Linked DNA regions of Homo sapiens: all the other regions are linked to region 3. The links are chromatin loops, found by intact Hi-C in ENCODE. Cell type or tissue: endothelial cell of umbilical vein. All regions are shown on one strand.

The links. Peaks named below come from ENCODE experiments on the same cell type or tissue, not always from the same donor. Only the 100,000 strongest peaks of a DNase experiment are listed, where the experiment ranks them.
Region 1: it touches region 3 in a loop (12-fold over the local background); 59 of 110 quality-filtered maps call a loop at or near these places.
Region 2: it touches region 3 in a loop (15-fold over the local background); 108 of 110 quality-filtered maps call a loop at or near these places.
Region 4: a loop joins it to region 3, with 26 times the contacts of the local background. A loop is called at or near these places in 3 of 110 quality-filtered maps.

What each region holds. Positions count from the first base shown.
Region 1 is chr19:46,511,353-46,516,352 of GRCh38, forward strand. No RefSeq gene overlaps it. Among named protein-coding and RNA genes, the nearest start is that of PNMA8B, 18 kb to the left of the region's middle. In endothelial cell of umbilical vein, CTCF peaks have their summits at 2,301 (motif pointing left) and 4,634 (motif pointing right); a DNase peak (open chromatin) is centred at 2,259.
Region 2 is chr19:46,485,740-46,490,739 of GRCh38, forward strand. No RefSeq gene overlaps it. Among named protein-coding and RNA genes, the nearest start is that of PNMA8B, 7.6 kb to the right of the region's middle. In endothelial cell of umbilical vein, CTCF peaks have their summits at 2,306 (motif pointing left) and 3,910 (motif pointing right); a DNase peak (open chromatin) is centred at 2,282; H3K27me3 peaks cover 2,592 bases.
Region 3 is chr19:46,399,664-46,404,663 of GRCh38, forward strand. It overlaps PPP5C-AS1 (PPP5C antisense RNA 1), which reads right to left and starts at 4,575. Exons shown (of 2, transcript XR_007067275.1): 1 at 4,172-4,575. RefSeq lists an enhancer at 3,777-4,484. In endothelial cell of umbilical vein, a CTCF peak has its summit at 2,738 (motif pointing right); no DNase peak of the experiment used is centred here; H3K27me3 peaks cover 425 bases.
Region 4 is chr19:46,074,676-46,079,675 of GRCh38, forward strand. It overlaps a transcript of IGFL4 not described here and a transcript of IGFL2 not described here. Among named protein-coding and RNA genes, the nearest start is that of IGFL4, 36 kb to the left of the region's middle. In endothelial cell of umbilical vein, CTCF peaks have their summits at 3,099 (motif pointing right) and 4,042 (motif pointing right); DNase peaks (open chromatin) are centred at 3,096 and 4,096; H3K4me3 peaks cover 197 bases; H3K27me3 peaks cover 1,888 bases.

The DNA of each region.
Region 1 (5,000 bases), 110 kb after region 3:
CACCCCCAAAACTTTGTGGGTTAAAGCAGTGGCAGTATATTTTTTCTCTTGATTTTGCAATCAGGACTGGGTTCAGCTGGCTGGTTCTTCTGCTTGATGGGCTTCCATTAGGGTAGGGATGTCCAAGATGGTTCCTTCACTTAAGATGTCTGGCACCTCGGATGGGATGATTCTAATGGCTGGGGACTGTCTGGCATCTCTTTCTTCACACAGCCTGTCCACATGGCTGACTTGGGCTTCCTCATACCATGGCAGGATCACAGGGGTCAGGCTTCTTACATGGTGTTAAAGCAAACTAAATATGGCCCGAGAAGGATTCTATACTTCTATTTTTGAGTCCTTGTGGACAAGCTATAACCTAGCTTAATAGGCAGACAAGATCGAAAACCTAATTCAAACTGTGTTCAAATAAGGCAAACACCAACATGTAACCAATCCTGCTGTTTCTGTACCTCACTGCTGATTTTTGTATGTCACTTCCCGTTTTTGTGTGTGTGTGTGTGTGTTTTGGCGATGGAGTCTTGCACTGTCGCCAGGCTGTAGTGCAGTGGCGCGATCTCAGCTCACTGCAACCTCCGCCTCCCAGGTTCAAGGATTCTCCTGCCTCAGCCTCCTGAGTAGCTGGGACTACAGGCATGCACCACCACGCCCAGCTAATTTTTTTATTTTTAGTAGAGATGGAGTTTCACCATGTTGGCCAGGATGGTCTCCACCTCTTGACCTCGTGATCCACCCGCCTTGGCCTTCCAAAGTGCTGGGATTACAGGTGTGAGCCACTGCGCCCAGCCACTTCCCTTTTTTTTTAATCTATAAATTTGTTCTGACCAGGAGGCATCCCTGGAGTCTCTCTGAATCTGCTGTGATTCTGGGGGCTGCCCAATTCACAAATTGTTCATTGTTCAATTAAACTTTAAATTTAATTCAGCTGAAGTTTTAAACAATGGCGGCTGGCTTCTAACAGGGAGGCGGTGAATCCTGCCATGTCTCTTAAGGGCTACACCTGGAACTTGTATCACATCATTTGTGCTGAATTCTATTGGTCCAACCAAGTCGTAAGGCTAGCCCAGATTCAAGCTGAGGAGAAAGAGATCCCATCTCTTGATGGGAAAGGTAGTGGGCTCATAGGGCAGGAGAACTGATAGCAATCGTCTTGGATACCATGCCCCACAGTGTGCCCTGTGGCAACAGCTGGCAGAGAAAAGACCTGAAGAGTCTAAATCTGTGTTTCTCTGGAATGGACACAACCATCTCTGCCCCTGGGACGCCACAAGAGCATCAGCCAAGGGCTCAGCTATGAGATGGGCACTTTTGTAATCCAGAGATGGCAGCAACAATATTCATTATTTTTAACTCAAGGAGGATTAAATTCAGTTCCCAAATTCATGGTTATGGTTTCAGACAACAGGATTTTCTTTTTTATTTTATTTTATTTTATTTTTTGAGGTGGAGTCTCACTCTGTCACCCAGGCTGGAGGGCAGTGGTGTGATCTTGGCTTACTGCAACCTCTGCCTCTCGGGTTCAAGCAATTCTCCTGACTCAGCCTCCTAAGTAGCTGGGATTACAGGCACATGCCACCACGCCCAACTAATTTTTCTATTTTTAGTAGAGACAGGGTTTCGCCATGTTGGTCAGGCTGATCTCAAACTCCTGACCTCAAGTGATCCACCCGCCTTGGCCTCCCAAAGTGCTGGGATTACAAGCATGAGCCACCGCACCCAGCCCAGACAGCAGGATTTTTGATGAAATCGCCCCAGAAAACTGGAGTCTTGACTCCAAATTAGCCTTTACCTTCCCAGGGAGAGGACGAGTGGGGACATTATTGCTTCTAAAGTGGGGAGCTGGGGGATGGGGCAGGGGCATACAAGAGATGGGGACAGGGCTTGGTGTGGGAGGGATATTTGCAGTGCTGTTGCCTGGGCTCACCCCACCCCCAGCCCCTGCTGTCACTTACAACCTTCGGCTGGTTAATTACCTGTTGGGGCCTTCACTTATGTACCTGAAAATAGGGATCTCGTTCTCTTAGCATTGTCATGAAAACCTCTATAAGTCAGTGGTTCCCAATCTGGCTGCACTTTTGGAATCACTTAGGGGAAGATTTGCAAAATACCGATGCCCTGGCTCCACTCCCAGGGACTCTGATTCCGCTGTTTTGGGGTGTGGCCTGAAGATTGGGATCTTTAAGCACTCCCAAGTGATTCTAACATACAAGCCAGGCTAAGGACCACTAGGCCAAGCCACCGGGCCAGGGCGTTCTGAGCCGGCGCTTTAGCCAGCGGTCCTGCAGCGCCCCCTGGTGGGGAACACGAGCGCGTCGCCTGTTGTCTGTGGAACTCTCCTTCCTCCCTCCTAGCCGCGTGTCTCGGGCGCTCCTCTCCCTGCTTGAACCGCCGGAGGGGCTTGAGCATTCAGCCCCTGGGGATGGTGTTGTAGGGACCAGCGCGACATCGGGTCTAACCCGCCCGAGGGACAAGGGGGTGGCAATCAGAGGGGCCGACAGACCGGGGTTCGAGCTCTTCCCCACCTCTGAGCCTCAGTTTCCTCATCTGAGAAATGGGATGAAAATTTGACTTCATGTTGCTCCCCAGTGTCAGCCCCGGGAGGGTGCCTGCCCGACTTCCACCAGGGGGCCAGAACCTGAACAAGAGTGGGGACAGTTAGGTGAGGAAGTGGGATATATCCAAACGTAAATGTTTTCTATTTATTTATGTATGTATTTAGAAACGGAGTCTGCCTCTGTCGCCCAGGCTGGAGTGCAGTGGCCTGATCTCAGCTCACTGCAAGCTCCGCCTCCCAGGCTCAAGCCATCCTCTCACCTCAGCCTCCTGCCCAACTGGAACTACAGGCGCGCGCCAACACGCAAGCTAATTTTTGTATTATTAGTAGAGACGGGGTTTCACCATGTTGGGCAGGCTGGTCTCGAACTCTTGACCTCAAGTGATCTGCCTGCCTCGGCCTCCCAAAGTGCTGGGATTATAGGCATGAGCTGCCCACCTGGCCATGTTTTCCATTTAAAATCCTCGTTTTAGTTTGCAATTCTCTCCCACCCATTCTTTGGTTTTATGTTTTCCTTTCTTCACATTGGTTTCATTTTTGTGTTTGTTTTTACTCATTTTGCATTTATTTGGTTTTGGCTACATGAGAAGCTGGTGACCCTGTATTTGGGAAGTCCCCAATATGTGAGGATTATACTGAAGGTGACACCCAAAATTTGGGAGCATGCTGAGGATGGGTCCTTGCAGAGACTGAGGGCAGGGGTTGTCGGGTTCAAGGTGTGGCCGTGGGCTCCTGTCAGCTAGTGTCACAGTCACACTAATAGGCACACACCTACACACACAGACTTACACAGGTGCCAACACACTCACAAAACACACAATCATGCTCACACTCCTAGTCACATTCTAACACACACATCCAGATACACCGACATGTTCACACACACTTGCACATCCAGCATACCGATTCACACACCTTTGCACACACATATGCCACACCCACTGAAACCCTCTCACATGTCCACACACACCATCACCCCGACCCTGACACACACTCACACACACACACTGACACGTCCCCTCCCCTAGTCCACCCCTAATCCTGGCCACACAAATGCCCATTCTTTCTCCCCAGGATGGGGCCAAATGGTGTTTTCTTGGTCATCCTTGGCCGACCTGGCGGCCTGTCCCAGGCAGCCGGACTTACTGGAATCTCTGGGCTGTGGTGTGCACAGGAGAACTCCAGATGGGGCCCCCAGTGAGGAAGGCCTGAATGAGGTGGGGCATCTGGCTGGAGACCATCCTTTCCTCCCTTAGACCACAAGAGGGCGAGGCCCTCCCTCTCCTCCGAGCCAGGGGCTTCGCCCTGGTATTCCCCCACCCATGGCCCCACCCCTTATCCAGGCGCCTCCTTATCCCCCTCTCAGCCCTAGGTCTCCCATCCCCAGTCTTCCCCCATCCCACCCATTTCACCCATGGCAGCACAAATTTGCCCCTGTTCCTCCCCCTGCCTGGAACCTGCTATGGCTCCCCAGTGCCCTCAAGACAACACCCAGCCCTTCACCATGTGCTCCAGATCTGGAAAGAAAGCTCTGGCCAACCCTTCTCCCTGGTTTCATCCAGTCTAAAGCACGTGGACTGGGTCGGGTGTCCCCTTGGGGTTGTCAGTTCTCTCTCCCCCACTGGACTTTGAGTCCCAAGAGGGCAGGTCCAGTATTGTCATGGTCACTGCTGGGTCTCCAGTATGGAGAAGGGGCTCGAGAAGGTTTATTAAACAAAAGAAAGGGCCGTGCGCCGTGGCTCACACCTATAATCCCAGCACTCTGTGAGGCCGAGGCTGGTGGATTACCTGAGGTCAGGAGTTTGAGACCACCCTGGCCAACATGGTGAAACCCTGTCTCTACTAAAAATACAAAAAATGAGCCGGGTGTGGTGGCGCACGCCTGTAGTCCCAACTACTCGGGAGGCTGAGGCAGGAGAATTGCTTGAACCCAGGAGGTGGAGATTGCAGTGAGCCAATATCGTGCCATTGCACTCCAGCCTGGGTGGTGACAGAGCGAGACTCCGTCTTACCAAAAAAAAAAAAGAATGAATTCACGTAACTGTTTAAAGGGTGGATGTATTTTCCTTTTCCCAGAGCTGTGGCTCCTCATGCCCACTAGAGGGCAGAAAAAATCTAGAATTCAATGCATCTACCATGTGTCCTCCCTCCACCACCAAAACGTGCCCCCTCCGCCCCCACCTAAGGAGAAAGGAATAACAATAACAATGTGAATAACTGCTAATATCAGCCCTACTGCTTGTCAGACCCCTGTTAAGTGCTTCACACACCTGATCTCTAAATCAACTGCTAGATGAGACCCAGCCAAGGTAGAGGAGGAGGAAAGCAAGGATCAGGGAGGGTGTTTAATTTTCCCAAGTCGCACAGCATCCAAACTGCAGATAAACTTCCAGCTCAAGCCTCTGTGACTTCACAGCTCTTTGTCCTGTTTGTGGCAAAGTTTCTC
Region 2 (5,000 bases), 86 kb after region 3:
CCATGCCAGCCTGTGGTGTGCTAGAAATCCTCACTCTTTATGAACCCAATCATCTCGTGCACCACGGTGGTTGTGTTGCTTTACATTTTGTGTGTATTAAAGCCATCATTTGCTAAATGTCACTGATTAAACTATACCACCGTTCAGTGGTGCGGCTGAAATGATTTGACACATCTTCATTTTCTAATGAACCAGGAGACTTTTCTAAAAAGCAGACTGGGCCGGGTGCGGTGGCTCACGCCTGTAATCCCAGCACTTTGGGAGGCCGAGGTGGGTGGATCATGAGGTCAGGAGATCAAGACTATCCTGGCTAAGATGGTGAAACCTCGTCTCTACTAAAAATACAAAAAAATTAGCCAGGTGTGGTGGCGGGCGCCTGTAGTCCCAGCTACTCTGGAGGCTGAGGCAGAAGAATGGCACAAACCCGGGAGGCGGAGCTTGCAGTGAGCCGAGATTGCGCCATTGCACTCCGGCCTGGGCCACAGAGTGAGACTCCGTCTCAAAAAAAAAATAAAATAAAAAATTAGCCAGGCGTGGTGGTGGGTGCTTGTAATCCCAGCTACTCAGGAGGCTGAGGCAGGAGAATTTCTTGAACCTGGGAGGTGGAGGTTGCAGTGAGCTGAGATTGCACCATTGCACTCCAGCCTGGGAGACAAGAGCAAAATTCCGTCTCAAAAAAAAAGCATTCACAAACTCCTAAACCCACAATTTTAAACACCATGCTCCAAGACTCATCAGTCTAGACACACACATGCATACAAGCCTATGCACAAACACAGATCAATACAGACACCCACACTATGTGCAGACACATACACCTACTCATGCACACACTCACACATTCACTCACATAGACACGGACACCCATACACACCCTAATGGCTGAGGGGTGAGCACACACCTGTATGCACACTGGGACACTCAGACATGGATTCACATACACACCCCTAAGTGTACACACACACATACACTCAAGAGACACACGTGTCAATCACACACAAGGTTTTGATCCTCCCACCCCCTCTGAGTATCCCTGACACTTTGGGCAAATCTGTCTCCCACTAGAGTCTCTGTTTCCCCCTTGAGTGGACATACTATTTTCTGCGTTCCATTCCCAGCATCTTCAGTGTGACATCCAGTGAGGCCCCAGGGGTGCAAGGAGCCCTTGGGTAACTTGAGATGAGATGCGAACAGAGGCGTCAATATTTTCAAATCAAGGGGGTTTCAAATGGAGCCTGCAGGGCCAGTTCCCCTGAGGTAGCCAGTTGATGCCTCTGGGGTATGGTTTCAAACGCCCCAGAAAACCAGAGATTTGACTCCAAATCAGCCTTCATCTGGACCAGTCCAGCCACCCCTCACTGTCACTAAAGAGAAAAATGAGAGGCCACAGGTGATTCCAGAACACAGACATGAAGGGAAGAGATGCTACCCTGAGATAGGGGTTGGGGGAGGGGGGCTTTCTGGGTCCCCCTCCCAGGCTCACTGGGTGTGACAAGAGAAGAGGAAATGGTTAGAGATGGGAGGAGGGGTTTGGAGCCCCGCTGCCTGACTCCCCCAGCATTGCCCCTTGCAAGCTGTGTGACCTTGGGCTGATTACTTGACCTCTCAGTGCCTCCACATCCTCATGGGAAATGGGGATCACAGCAGAGCTTTCCTGCCAGCACTGCCCAGGGGACTGAAGAGGGTGTGATGTGTTTGTGAGGTCATCTCGTCTTATTTCTGCTACGTATCAGCGGCGGCCAGCTCTTCACTGCACACCTCAGCCCTGACAGGGACCCCAGGGCAGCGGTGCCCACCCCGGCTGCCCCTGGAATGACCCAGAGCCCATGTCCAGCCTGCAGATCTCGGCAGCCGCTCTCGGAATCTCTGAATGGTGCAGGGCACGGCTGGGGCAGCAACAGTCCCTAAAGCTCCCCGGTGATTCCAAGCAATGGGCAGCCGGGGCTCACAACCGCGACCCTAGGGGTCCTAGAGACCATCAGACGCCACAGCCGTGGTTCTCAAACTAGTCCCGCATCGCAGGCACCTGGGGGTCCTTTGAAAATGCAGCTTGCTGGACCTCACCCCCAAAGGGGTTCTGTAGGTCTAGGGTGGGCCCGAGAATGTGTATCTAGTTCCCAGGAGACGTTGACGCAGGTCCAGGACCTGATTTTGAGAACCGCTGTCCTGCAGGAAAGTCCGCTTTCCCCAGCCTGGCGTTCAAAGACCAGGGAGGGTTGTCCCTTTAAAGCGCTGGGGAAAGCGCCGTGGCCCCACGATTTTAAACGGCGGAACTGGGGTGCCTCCTGGTGGAATCAGCGGGCATCGCAACTCGCGCGGATTCTTCCCCTGCTCTGGAGTCGTAGGTTGCGGGGGCAAAGGGAAGGGTCGTCGTCTGCGGCGCAGTTCTAGGACGTGGCCACATTCCCAGAGTTTGGGGATCGCTCATTTCCCGCTTAAGCAGGCCGAGGGGCCAAGACAAGTTCAGCCTCTAGGGGAAAGGGTCTGGACCCCGGGATTCTTCGCGGTGGGGAGGTGGCGGGGGAGGGGGGAGAGGGAAGAGGTGAGGGAGGGTCTGGGGTCTGGACCCCAGGATACCTTGGCCTCATCCTTGGGGGAGGACCATTCCGTCCCTCCCCTGGGGCCGGGAGGGCCGATTATTCGAGGGAGCCGTAGAGTAAGACAAACGTGGGTTCCAGCTCCCTTCCTTGCCTCTCTGAGCCTCGGTTTCTCTATCTGGGAAATGAGGGTGAAAATCTGCCTTCATCCTCTTCCCTCCTTCATCCTGCCCTCCTCTCTACAGAGCCAATAAAGACGCACAGACATATACATTCGAATGTGTCCACCCCCAGATCCACACAGAGACACAAACACATACACACACAACCTCAGCCCGCCAGTCACCTGGTCAGCTGAAATCAGGCTCCTGAAAACTCTTCAACCACTTCCTGCCATCCCCACCACCCTGCGCCGGTCCAGCCTTAGGCCTGTCCCCTAGGTTCCCGCCCCAGCCTCCTCCTGCTCCAGCCTTGCACCCTGCACACGACAGACCTAAAGCATAAACCTCTCCCTCTCCTGTTCAAATCCCTCCCATGGCTCCCCAGCGCTTAACGAGGCCCTGAGGCCCTGCCAGTCTGCACGCCCTACTCCAGGGACCTCTTCATGCTCATTTGCTGCCTCAGGTGAAAATCCAGCCAGACAGCGACCACCATGGAGGCAGGCGGCCTTCTTTGGCGTCACTGCCTCCACTCCACCAGCACTTAGCCTGGCATGGGAGGGGCAGTAATTACACGCTAATAACCCCCTACAGTCATACCCTTGGCTTGGGAAGCTTTTGCCCTGGCTCTTCCTACACCCCGGTCATGGACTTCCCCCAGGCAACCGCCGGCCGCACGTCCTTCGGGTCTTTGCAACATTCAGAGACCCCGTCTCTACAAAAAATGCAAAAAGTAGCTAGGCTTGGTGGCGCGTGCCTGTGGTCCCAGCTACTCTAGAGGGAGGCTGAAGTGGTGGGAGGATCGCTTGAGCCCAGGAATTCGAGGCTGCAGTGAGCCGTGATCGCGCCACTACACTTGTCACCTTCTCAGTGAGGGCTTCCCAGGCCACTTTCCCAGGCCCGTTTATGACGACTGCAAACCCTCTCCTGCCCCGGCCCTCCTCGGGCCCCCTGCTTGCCGGACTTTTGTCCCCCAGCAGGTCTCACCCCCTAATGCATGGATTTCGTCCTCATCTAGGGAGCGTAACCCCAGCCTCCCCACCGCATGCTCCCTGCGGGAGGGTCCTGTTTCCTGCACCAAGAACAGGGCCTGGGACGCGCCAGCCCTGGATAAATCTCATGGACTGCGCGGATGGCGCTGAGGGCTCCTCCCAGACAGTCGCCTTCTCTCCCAGGAGGGGGCAACCGCGCTCCGCTCCACCCGTCGCCAGAGGCTCCACGCGCGGGACAGACCCGGCTGCTGCAGCCTGTGCTGGTCTCTGTGCACCGGGACCCTTCCCTGCAGGATCTCAAGGCCTTTACGCGGCTGCTCCTTCGACCCCAAACACTCCTCCCCATCCCCGCCGGAGCACTCCCTCCAGGAATGAGGGAATGAAAACAATGTTTCTTTCCAGCACATTCCCCACCAGGCCTATCTGGGATCTGACTCACCCAGTCCGCGTGGTTCATTCCGACCGTCAGTCATTCAACAAATAACAGCCGCCGCCGCGTGCCAGGCACGGTGTTGGGGCTGGGGACACGAAGGGGAAAGGCCAAGCCACACTTTTTCCCTACGGAGCTGGCCCTAAGCCGCTCTGCCGCGCCTCTCCCCGCCACGCCCACCTGCCCCCATGCCGCATAGGTCCCCACAGCCACCGCTCAGGGCCCTCTGCAGGGGCTGCTGCTGCTGCAAGCCCACGGGGCGCTGGGGGGAGTTTGAAAGCAGGAGGAAAGGGACGCCATTTGGGGGAATGCTCAGGCCGTGGTGGCAGCAGCAGCTGGCGGTCACTGCGGTGAACCAGGGGCTCCCGGGTCTCTCCTCAAGCAAGCCGGCCCCGTGCGTGGAACTTGGCAGTCCTACACTAGGGCTCTGATCACCAGCCTTTCCCAAGTGGCTCCTCCAGCCCTCGGGAGGGAGCAGCTCCCTGCATTGCTAATATTGGGACAAAACGATCTCCCTGTTTTTGCACTTCCTGATTGCAATACCCCAGTCACCAATTTCCTCTATTAACCTCCCTGACAAGTACAGTCGGTGTGCCAGGGGGCAGTCATAGCTCTGAAAAATAAAGGGAGGAAGTGCAGAAAGGGTTCCTTTTTTTTTTTTTTTTTTGAGACGGAGTCTTGCTCTGTCACCCAGGCTGGAGTGCAGTGGCACGATCTCAGCTCACTGCAACCTCTGCCTCCCAGGTTCAAGCGATTCTTCTGCCTCAGCCTCCCAAGTAGCTGGGATTACAGGTGTGCACCACCACACCAGACTAATTTTTATATTTTTAGTAGAGACGGGGTTTCACCGTCTTGGCCAGGCTGGTCTTGAACTCCTGCCCTC
Region 3 (5,000 bases):
ACTGTTAGGTATTTCTTTGGGGGCGCTATGGAAAAAATGACTGAATTACTAAGGTCTGGTGCACCAAGCAAGTCCAGAGCCACCTGCACCAGGGCACAGGGGTTGAGAGCCTGGGCTCTGGAGTCAGAAGACCTAGGTTTGCCACCTCACTTTGCCATCCTTGGGCATTGTGCGACCTCTGCGCCTGTAAAACGGGAATAGTTAACAGTTGTGGGATTAGTGACAAAGCCCATAGAAAACATTCAGACAGGCCGGGCGTGGTGGCGGGCGCCTGTAGTCCCAGCTACTCGGGAGGCTGAGGCAGGAGAATGGCGTGAACCCGGGAGGCGGAGCTTGCAGTGAGCCGAGATCGTGCCACTGCACTCCAGCCTGGGCGACAGAGCGAGACTCCCTCTCAAAAACAAACGAACAAAAACATTCAGACAATCCCTGGCATGTCTTAGCAGGCGATAAATGTTAGTTTTATAAATTTATTTATTTAACCAAAATGGACTCATTCTACATATGTATTTCTATCATTTTTTTCCTTATTATTATCTGGACATTTTTTTCTAGGCAGGCCTGTAAGGATCTTTCTTTCTTTCTCTTGCCTTCCTTCTTTTTTTTCTTTTTTCTTTTTTTTTTTTTTTTTTTTTTTTGAGACAGGGTCTTGCTCTGTCACTCGGGTTGGAGTGCAGTAGCACGATCTCAGCTAACTGCAGCCTCCATCTCCTGGGCTCAAGCTATCTCCTCCCACCTCAGCCTCCTGAATAGCTGGGAACACATGCCACCACGCCCGACTAATTTTTTGTAGAGACAGGGTTTCACCATGTTGCCCAGTCTTTTCTCACTCCTGAGCTCAAGCCATCCTCCTGCCTCAGCCTCCCAAAGTGCTGGAATTATAGGCATGAGCCACTGCGCCTGGGCAACTGTTCTTTCTAATAGCCCCCTAGTCTGCATCCTTCAGGGACTTCTTAAAGTAAAAACGTCCAGCCAGGCGCAGTGGCTCACGCCTGTAATCCCAGCACTTTGGGAGGCCGAGGTGGGTGGATCACGAGGTCAGGAGATCAAGACCACCCTGGCCAATATGGTGAAACCCCGTCTCTACTAAAAATACAAAAATTAGCCGGGCATGGTGACACGTGCCTGTAATCTCAGCTACTCGGAGGCTGAGGCAAGAGAATCACTGGAACCAGGGAGCTGGAGGTTGCAGTGAGCTGAGATTGCACCACTGCACTCCAACCTGGTGACAGAGCGAGACTCCGTCTCAAAAAAAAAAAAAAAAAAAGAAAAAAGAACTCCAAGACTTCAAGGTTCCCCTGAAGCTTGGATGCAAACGTAAAGCCTGACCTATCCTCATTGATAAATAGGCCCTTATTCTCCCTTCCCTTCCATTACTTCCCTCCTTCTCATAGGAAGGCATTCCATTTCTTCATCCTGCCATTTGAGGCCTCTGCCTCTGTGTCCTGCCCTGGCTAAGGCCCCTGCCTCTGTCTCCACCATGCCTTGTGACCCTGGAGAGGTCCCTCAATTCCTTAAGCCACAGGTTCCTCATCTATATAATGGGGATGATAATAATAGAAGCTGCATCCCTGGGCTGCTGTGAGAATTACAGAGTTCAACCCCCAAGGCTATGACGAATCTGCCCGTAGTAAAGAGTGAGGCTGGGGGCGGTGGCTCACCCCTGTAATCCCAGCACTTTGGGAGGCCAAGGCAGGTGGATCACTTGAGATCAGGAGTTCAAGACCAGCCAGGCCAACATGGTGAAACCCCGTCTCTACTAAAAATACAAAAATTAGCCAGGTGTGGTGGCAGGAGCCTGTAATCCCAGCCATTAGGGAGGCCGAGGGCAGAAGAATCGCTTGAGCCCGGGAGGCAAAGGTTGCAGTGAACCGAGATCGCTTCACTGCCCTCCAGCCTGGGTGACAAAGCGAGACTCCTTCTCAAAAACAAACAAACAAAAAACCAAACTGTTCCCCTGAACTTGTTTTTTTGTGGCAGCGGGTGGCAGCTGGGCCTGTCAGATAGAGGCTGATTTGGAATCAAGACATCGGTCTTTTGGGGCAACCGTTCAGATTCTGTGAGTTTGAAACCACAAATGCCAAAGTTTAAATTGGGAGACTGGACCCTGCAGGCACTATTTAAATCCCTTTTTGTGTTACAAATAGTGAACCCCCCCTGCTGCCATCTGCAGGCCACTAAAGTGTCCATTCCACATCTGAGTCCTGGGCGATTCTGAAGTGGGATCCCGAGGACAGAGATACTAATAAGTTGGCTCACGCCTGTAATCGCAGCACTTTGGGAGGCCGAGGCACGCAGATCACGAGGTCAGGAGTTCGAGACCAGCCTGGCCAACATGGTGAAACCTCGTCTCTACTAAAAATACAAAAAATTAGCTGGGTGAGGTGGCGGGAGCCTGTAATCCCAGCTACTCAGGAGGCTGAGGTAGGAGAATCACTTGAAACCAGAAGGCGGAGGTTGCAGTGAGCTGAGATTGTGCCACTGCACTCCAGCCTGGGCGACAGAGCGAGACTCCGTCAAGAAAGGAAGGGAGGAAGGGAGGAAGGAAGGAAGGAAGGGAGGGAGGGAGGAAGGAAGGAAGGAAGGGAAAGGAAGGAAATGAAGGAATAAGAAAAAAGAAAATAAAAGCAAAGGAAAAGAAAAGAGAAAAGAAAAGAAGAAAGAAAAAGTTGTGTCCATTCCCGAGTCAAACTTAGACTCCGGACCTCTTTTCCCAGCTGCCGCCAGGGGGCGCAACGTGGCTCATTGTCTCCAAAAAACAGCCGCTGTCAATTCTTCCCTTCCCCGTATGCCCCTGGTACCTCCCCCCGTCAAGAGGTGAAGTCTATTTCCCTTCCGCTTGAATCCAGACTAGCCTTATGACTTGGTTTGACCAAGAAGTTGAGTCCCATCGAATGACTCCTCTTCTCTTCAAATCCTCTTATGGCTTCCTATGTCACTAAAGGTCAAAGCCAGAGTCCTTATAACAGGGTCTGGACCTGTTCAGTGCAGCAGCCACTACTGACATGGGGATATTTTAATTTCAATGTAACTAAATACAATTAAACATCCACATCCTGAAGTCACAGTAGCTACATCGCAAGTGCTCAAGAGCCACACGTGGCCAGTGGCTACCACATCACGCAGTGCTGGTGCAGGACACTGCCACCATCGCACGCAGTTCTCTTGCACAGCTCAGGTCTACACACTCCGCCTCCATCTCACCCCCTGCCTTGTTTCCCACCTCCCTCTCTGTGTCTCCCCCCGTGGCTTCAGCCACCCAGGTCTCCGGGTCACACCAGGCATATTCCTGCCTCAGGGCCTTTGCACTGCTGTTCTCTTTCTTCAAATGTCACATTCCCAGGGAGGGCTTCCCTGACCACCTATAAAAATGTAACCCAGGCTGGGCGCAGTGGCTCACCCCTGTAATCCCAGCACTTTGGGAGGCTGAAGCGGGCGGATCACCTGAGGTTGGAAGTTCAAGACCAGCCTGAACAACACGGAGAAACCCCGTCTCTACTAAAAATATAAAATTAGCCGGGCGTGGTGGTGCATGCCTGTAATCCCAGCTACTCAGAAGGCTGAAGCAGGAGAATCGCTTGAATCCAGAAGGTGGAGATTGCGGTGAGCGGAGATCGCGGTGAGCGGAGATCGCGCCACTGCACTCCAGCCTGGGCAACAAGAGCGAAACTGCATCTCAAAAACAAACAAACAAACAAACCCTAGCCTGGCTCGGTGGCTCACGCCTGTAATCCCAGCACTTTGGGAGGCCGAGGCGGGTGGATCACTTAAGGTCAGGAGTTCGAGACCAGCCTGGCCAACATGGAGAAACTCCGTCTCTATTAAAATACACAAAAATTAGCCACGCGTGGTGGCGCGCGCCTGTAATCCCAGCTACTCGGGAGGCTGAGGCACGAGAATCGCTTGAACCCGGGAGGCAGAGGGGCAGTGAGCTGAGATCGTGCCACTGCACTCCAGCCTGGGTGACAGAGCAAGACCCCGTCTCAAAAAGAAAAAAAAAAAGTGACCTTTTCTGCACTTGCTCGCTTTATTTTTCGGAGCTCTGATTGCCCTGGTTCACTCATTTGTTTCTCAATAGCACGCCGACTTGTCAGGAAGGTTAATAGAGGAAATTGGTGACACAGACATTGCAATCAGGAAGGGCTGAGAGTAGCAAGTCAGGTGGGCTCACCATTAGCAATGCAGGGAGCTGCTGTCTCGTGAGGATTGGAGGAGCCACGTGGAAAATGCTGCTGCCCGGAGCCCAGGTGGCTGCGCTGGCCAGGGAGAAGCCCCTGGTTGGCGGCGGTGGCCGTCACTGCTGCTGCTGCTTCTGCAGCCACCACGGCCCAAGCATCCCCCAGATGGCGTCCCCTTCCTCTGGCTTCCTCTCCCGTAGCAACAGCAGTCCCTGCAGAGGACTCTGGAGTGGTGGTTGCGGGGTCCTACCCCGCAGGGGGCAGGTGGGCGTGGCGGGGAGAGGCAGTAGAGTCGCTCAGGGTCAGCTCTGACCTGTCCCCGCGGTGTTCCCGGCCCCAGCAGCTGCTCAGTTATTTGTCGAGTGCTGACGGTCGGTCGGAAGAAACCACCCGGACTGAGGAAGGCTGACCCCAGATGCGCCTAGTTGGGAATGTGCTGGAAAGATACGCCCCCTGGAGGGAGTGCGCCCAGGAAGTGGGGAGGAGCGTTTGAGATCGAAGGAGTGGCCGCGTAAAGGCCCTGAGGTCTCGCAAGGAAGGGTCCCGGGGCGTCCCAGGCCCTGTTCTAGGTGCAAGAAACAGGAACCTCCTGGAGCGAGCATGCGGTGGGGAGGCAGGGGGTACGCCTCCTACATGAGGAGGAGATCCACGCATTAGGAAGTGAGGCCTGCTGGGGACAAAAGTCTGGCAGGCAGGGCCCCAGGAGGGCCGGGGCAGGAGAGGGTTTGCAGTCATCGTAAACGGGGCGGCATGGAAAGCCCTCACTGAGAAGGTGCCAAAGACCCCAAGGAGGTGAGGGGTTGCGGCCGGCAGATGCCTGGG
Region 4 (5,000 bases), 320 kb before region 3:
TCTGCTTTCTATTCTAGCCAAGCTGGCAGCTGATTAGATGGTGCCCACCCAGATTAACATCGGGTCTGCCTTTCCCAACCCACTGACCCAAATGTTAATCTTCTTTGGCAATACCTTCACAGGCACACCTAGCATCAATACTTTGCATCCTTCAATCCAATCGAGTTGACAGTCAGTATTAACCATTACAGAAGCCAAGCTCCGCATGCAAGTATTCCAAGAAGCTGATGAAAATCATGTCCCTGACATGGAAATCAAGACACTTTCACCACATTCTACTGGTCAAGGAAGTCACAAGGTAAGCCCAGATTGAAGAGGAAGGGATTCAATTCCACCTTTCAATGGGAAGAACAGAAAGAATTTGTGGCTATCTTAAACCTACCACTTAGAGTTTTCAATAGTTTAAAGAATAATTTATTTTTAGAACAGCATTAGATTTACAGAAAAATTAAGAAGCTAGTATAAAAAGCTTCCAAATACCTTGAAACCAGCTTCCCCTATTTTTAGCTTCTTACATTAGTATTTTATTATAATTAATGAAAGGATATTTATACCCCGTTAGTAACTAAAGTCCATAGTTTATCTAGGTTTTCTTCATTTTCACCAGATGTTCTCTTTCTGTTCCAGAATCCTATTCAGGACACATTGCATTTAGTTGTCCTGTCTCTTTAGCCTCCTCTTGACTGTGACAGTTTCTCAGATTTTTCCTTGTTTTTGATGACCTTCACAGTTATGAGCAGTACTGGTAAGGAACTTGCTTATTTTCTGGCACAAGATGCTTCAGATCCTTACCAGGGTCTGAAGGGCACTGGTAAGGTTGTAGAATATCCCTACTGGAATTTGTGTGATTTTTCCCTCTAATGATTAGACTGACATTATTGGTTTTGGGGAGCAAGATAACAGAGGTAAAGTACCATTTCTATCACATCCTATCAAGGAGATACTGTCAACATGATTTATCATTGATGATTATGACACCGATTACCTGGCTGATGTGGTATTTTTCTCCAGCGTAAAGTTACTCTTTTTCTCCCCTTTCCACATTGAACTCTTTGGAGCCAGGTCATTATTTGCAGCCTGCATTTTAAAAAGTGAGGAGTTGGGCTTTCCTTCCTTGATGGTGCTGTATTTATATATATTACTTCGAATTCTTCTGTATTAGAGATTTGTCTCTTCTCCCCACTTATTTATTCAATCATTTATTTATACCAGTAGGAACTCATGAGTATTTATTTTAAACTTTGGGTTTATCTTAGTCCATTCCTGCTGCTATAACAAAATACCTTAGACTGGGTAATTTATAAACAACAAAAATTTATCTCTCACAGTTTCCGGAAGTTTGAAAGTCCAAACTTTCAAACACCTGCAGAGTCAGTGTTTGGTGAGGGCTGCTCTCTGCTTCAAAGATGACATCTTTCACTGTATCTTCACATGGCAGAAAGGGGAAACAAGAACAGACTTCCTCCAGCACTTTTATATGGGCACTAATCCCACTCATGAGGGAGGAGCCTTCGTGACCTAATCATCTCCTATAAACCTACCTCTTAACACTGTTGCATTGAGGATTAAGTTTCAACGTGAATCTTGGAGGGACACAAAAATTCAGACCACAGTAGGGTCATAACCCAATACCACCGAATTCATTTCTTGCTCAAATTGTTCCAGCTTTGGCCACTGGGAGCTCTTCTGTTGGCCCTTGTGCCCCTTTGACATATTGTGATCAATGTGGGGTTATATCATTATTGTAATTGTTATTTTCAGCACTTCCTTATTTTCTGGCACAAGATGTTCCAGATTCATCGTGTATATTTTCTGTTCCAGATCTAGAATGTGCCATTTCTCCAAGGACTGTGCAGTCCTTTTTTACACTTCTTTCCTTTTAAATTTATTCCGTGGTTCTAGTTCTTCCTTGATCCTAAAAGTTTAGGTCAAATTGTATACATTTTCCCGGTTAGTTTTATTTAGTAAATATAAATATATTATTTAGTTTTATTATAAATACATTATTTATAATAAATATAAATACATTATTTATAATAAATATAAATAATAAATATCCTGGTGTTGTCAACTTAAAATGCCCAGAAATATGTAAAAGTGAAAACAAAACTCTTGATTTAAAGATACGTTTCACTCTATCTTTCCTGGCTGCCCGGCACTTCTACCTATGCGTCTTCCCTGTTCACTGACCTAGCTTCTGTTCTTTTGGTGCTGGAAGCACAAAGAGGGTGTGAGATTCCTAACGTTATTGTGATTATCCATGGGCTTTTCAAATATGTAAAGCGGATTACCTCAAAGGCCCCCTTTGGCTTCTTTAGAGACACAAATGCTGAGGATCTCTCACCTGAGCATCCCTCGATGAGGGCTGTTGCGTCTTGATTTCATCTGGGTAGTTACAGGCATCATCCACCACGAAGTTTCCAACCCAGAGTCAGGATGCAGCTGAGCTTGACGGGCGTGGTGCAGACGTCGGTGCAGCGAAAGCTGAGGAGCCGTGGGCGTTCACCCGGGTGCCGGTGTTTCTAAATCGCGGGCTGCGACCTGCATACTCAGGTGCCAGCTGGGAGCAGAGGCGGATTTGCGAGGCCAAAACCTGGGTGTGACTTGGAATCTCAGTCGCGCTATGGGGGTGCACGCTGGCTCAAATCCCCGTGGAAGATGCACCTGTGACCTGCCCAGGCTGCAAAACCAGGTGCGCTGCCATGGGCACGACTCACTGGGCTCCATTTTCACCACAGGGAACTTGGACCGCCTGACATTGAAAAAGACTGAGGTAGCTCGGGGGCAGCCAAAAGAAACCAGAGGCGGGGATCCTAGTATCATTCAGGAAGTGGACCCAGCCGCAAACTCAGGAGCGTTCCAAGTGTCCAGAGCGTCTGGTAGTCGCAATAGCCAGTGATCAGTGACACCCCCAAGAAAGTGATAGCGACAGAAACATGGCGACTACTTACACTGCCGCCCCCGTGCGCCCCTGCGCGAGCTCTGCTGGAGGCGCCCGCGGGAGCGCCTGCGGGAGCGCTCCACTGCGGAATCCGCCGCTCTCTTCTCTGAGCAGTCTCCTACTGCCATCTAGGGAGGAATACGGGGATACCGGCTGGAGTACCCTCTCTATCTTCTTGCCTGCAGGGGTCGCAGGATAGATGTTTCGAGAGCCTATAAAAGTCATACAGTGCTATGGTGGGTGCACGCTAAACGTGCCTTTGACACTGTGATTAAATCACATAACCCATATAAAAAGTAATTGGAAAAGACAACCCCCAGAATGGAGAGAATGTTTAAAAATCGTATTTCTGATAAGAGATTAATATCCAGAATATATAAATAACTCCTGAACTCAACAACGGGAACAAATAACTCATTTAAGAGACAAGAGAAGGATTTGAATAGACATTTCTCTAAATAAAATACATAAATGGCCAATAATTACATGAAAAGATGCGCAACATCATTGATCATTAGGGAAATGCAAATCAAAATAACATGGAGATAGTACTTCACTCCAACTAGCATGGCTATTAACAAAAAAACAGAAATTAACAGGTGTGGGTAAAGATGCGGAGAAATTAACAGGTGTTGTGCATTGCTGGTGGTAATGTAAAATGGTTCAGCTGCTGTGGAAAACAATGGGAGTTTCTCAAAAAGGTAAATATAGAATTAATTAATATACGACCCAGCAATCCCAATAGTAGGTATGTACTCCACACAATTGAAATAGGGACGCAAAAAGATATTTGACATCAATGTTCATATCAGCATTATTTATAGTAGCCGAAAGATGGAAATAACCCAAGGGTCCATCGACAGATGAATGGATAAACAAAATGAGGTATTTTGATACAATGGAGCTGGCTACTAACCACCTGCTCCTGTATTACCTAAAGGCCTTCACTCCCTAACCCATTGGTCTTTTTTGTCCATTATTTTTTGTAGGGGTTATAACAGCATTCAAGTGTGGAGTCAAGGCTCACTTTAAAATGCATCAAACATAGCTATGTATCAATTCACCACAGTCCGTCAAAAGGCCTGTGACGCACTCTCTCTGGGGGTATTTGAGCCGATATCCCAGTAGTCAACACTAGATGGCAGTAGGAGACTGCTCAGAAAATGGAGAGCGGCGCCCACCTTGCAGTGCGCAGGCGTCGTCAGTAGACATCGCGCAGGCGTCGTCAGTAGACATCGCGCAGGCGTCGTCAGTAGACATCGCGCAGGCGTCGTCAGTAGACATCGCGCAGGCGTCGTCAGTAGACATCGCGCAGGCGTCGTCAGTAGACATCGCGCAGGCGTCGTCAGTAGACATCGCGCAGGCGTCGTCAGTAGACATCGCGCAGGCGTCGTCAGTAGACATCGCGCAGGCGTCGTCAGTAGACATCGCGCAGGCGTCGTCAGTAGACATCGCGCAGGCGTCGTCAGTAGACATCGCGCAGGCGTCGTCAGTAGACATCGCGCAGGCGTCGTCAGTAGACATCGCGCAGGCGATGGGTGAGGCGGCTTTGGCCGCCATGTTTTCGTCGCAGTAACTGCCTTGGTGTCAGTAGTCATTGCCAGTTTCGGGCGTTCTGGACAATTGGGATGCTGCAGAGTTCATGGCTGGGGCTGCTCGTTGGGTGGGACAAGAATCCTCTGCAATGGTTTGTTTTGGCTGCCCAGGAGGTGCGTCAAGTCGCTGCCGCTCCCCTCGTGGGCGTCAGGCCTCAAGAGTTCCCCGCCTAGAAAATGGAGCTCAGCGAGTCGTGCGTACCATGGTGCACCTGGTTTTGCAGCCTAAGCGGGTCACTTTAGTGCATCCTCCTCGCGGATTGGAGCCTGTTTGCACCCCTATAGCCCGAATGAGACCCAAGTCACACGGGCTCAGAAGTTCTTTGCCCCTGGCCATGATCCCCCAGCCAGCCACCCGAGTTTCCAGGCCTCAGGCGCTTTGGAAACGCCTGTACGTCGCCTGTACCTGAATGGCAGGTACTCATCTGCTTTAGCTACATCATAGTCTGCACCACTTCTGCCAG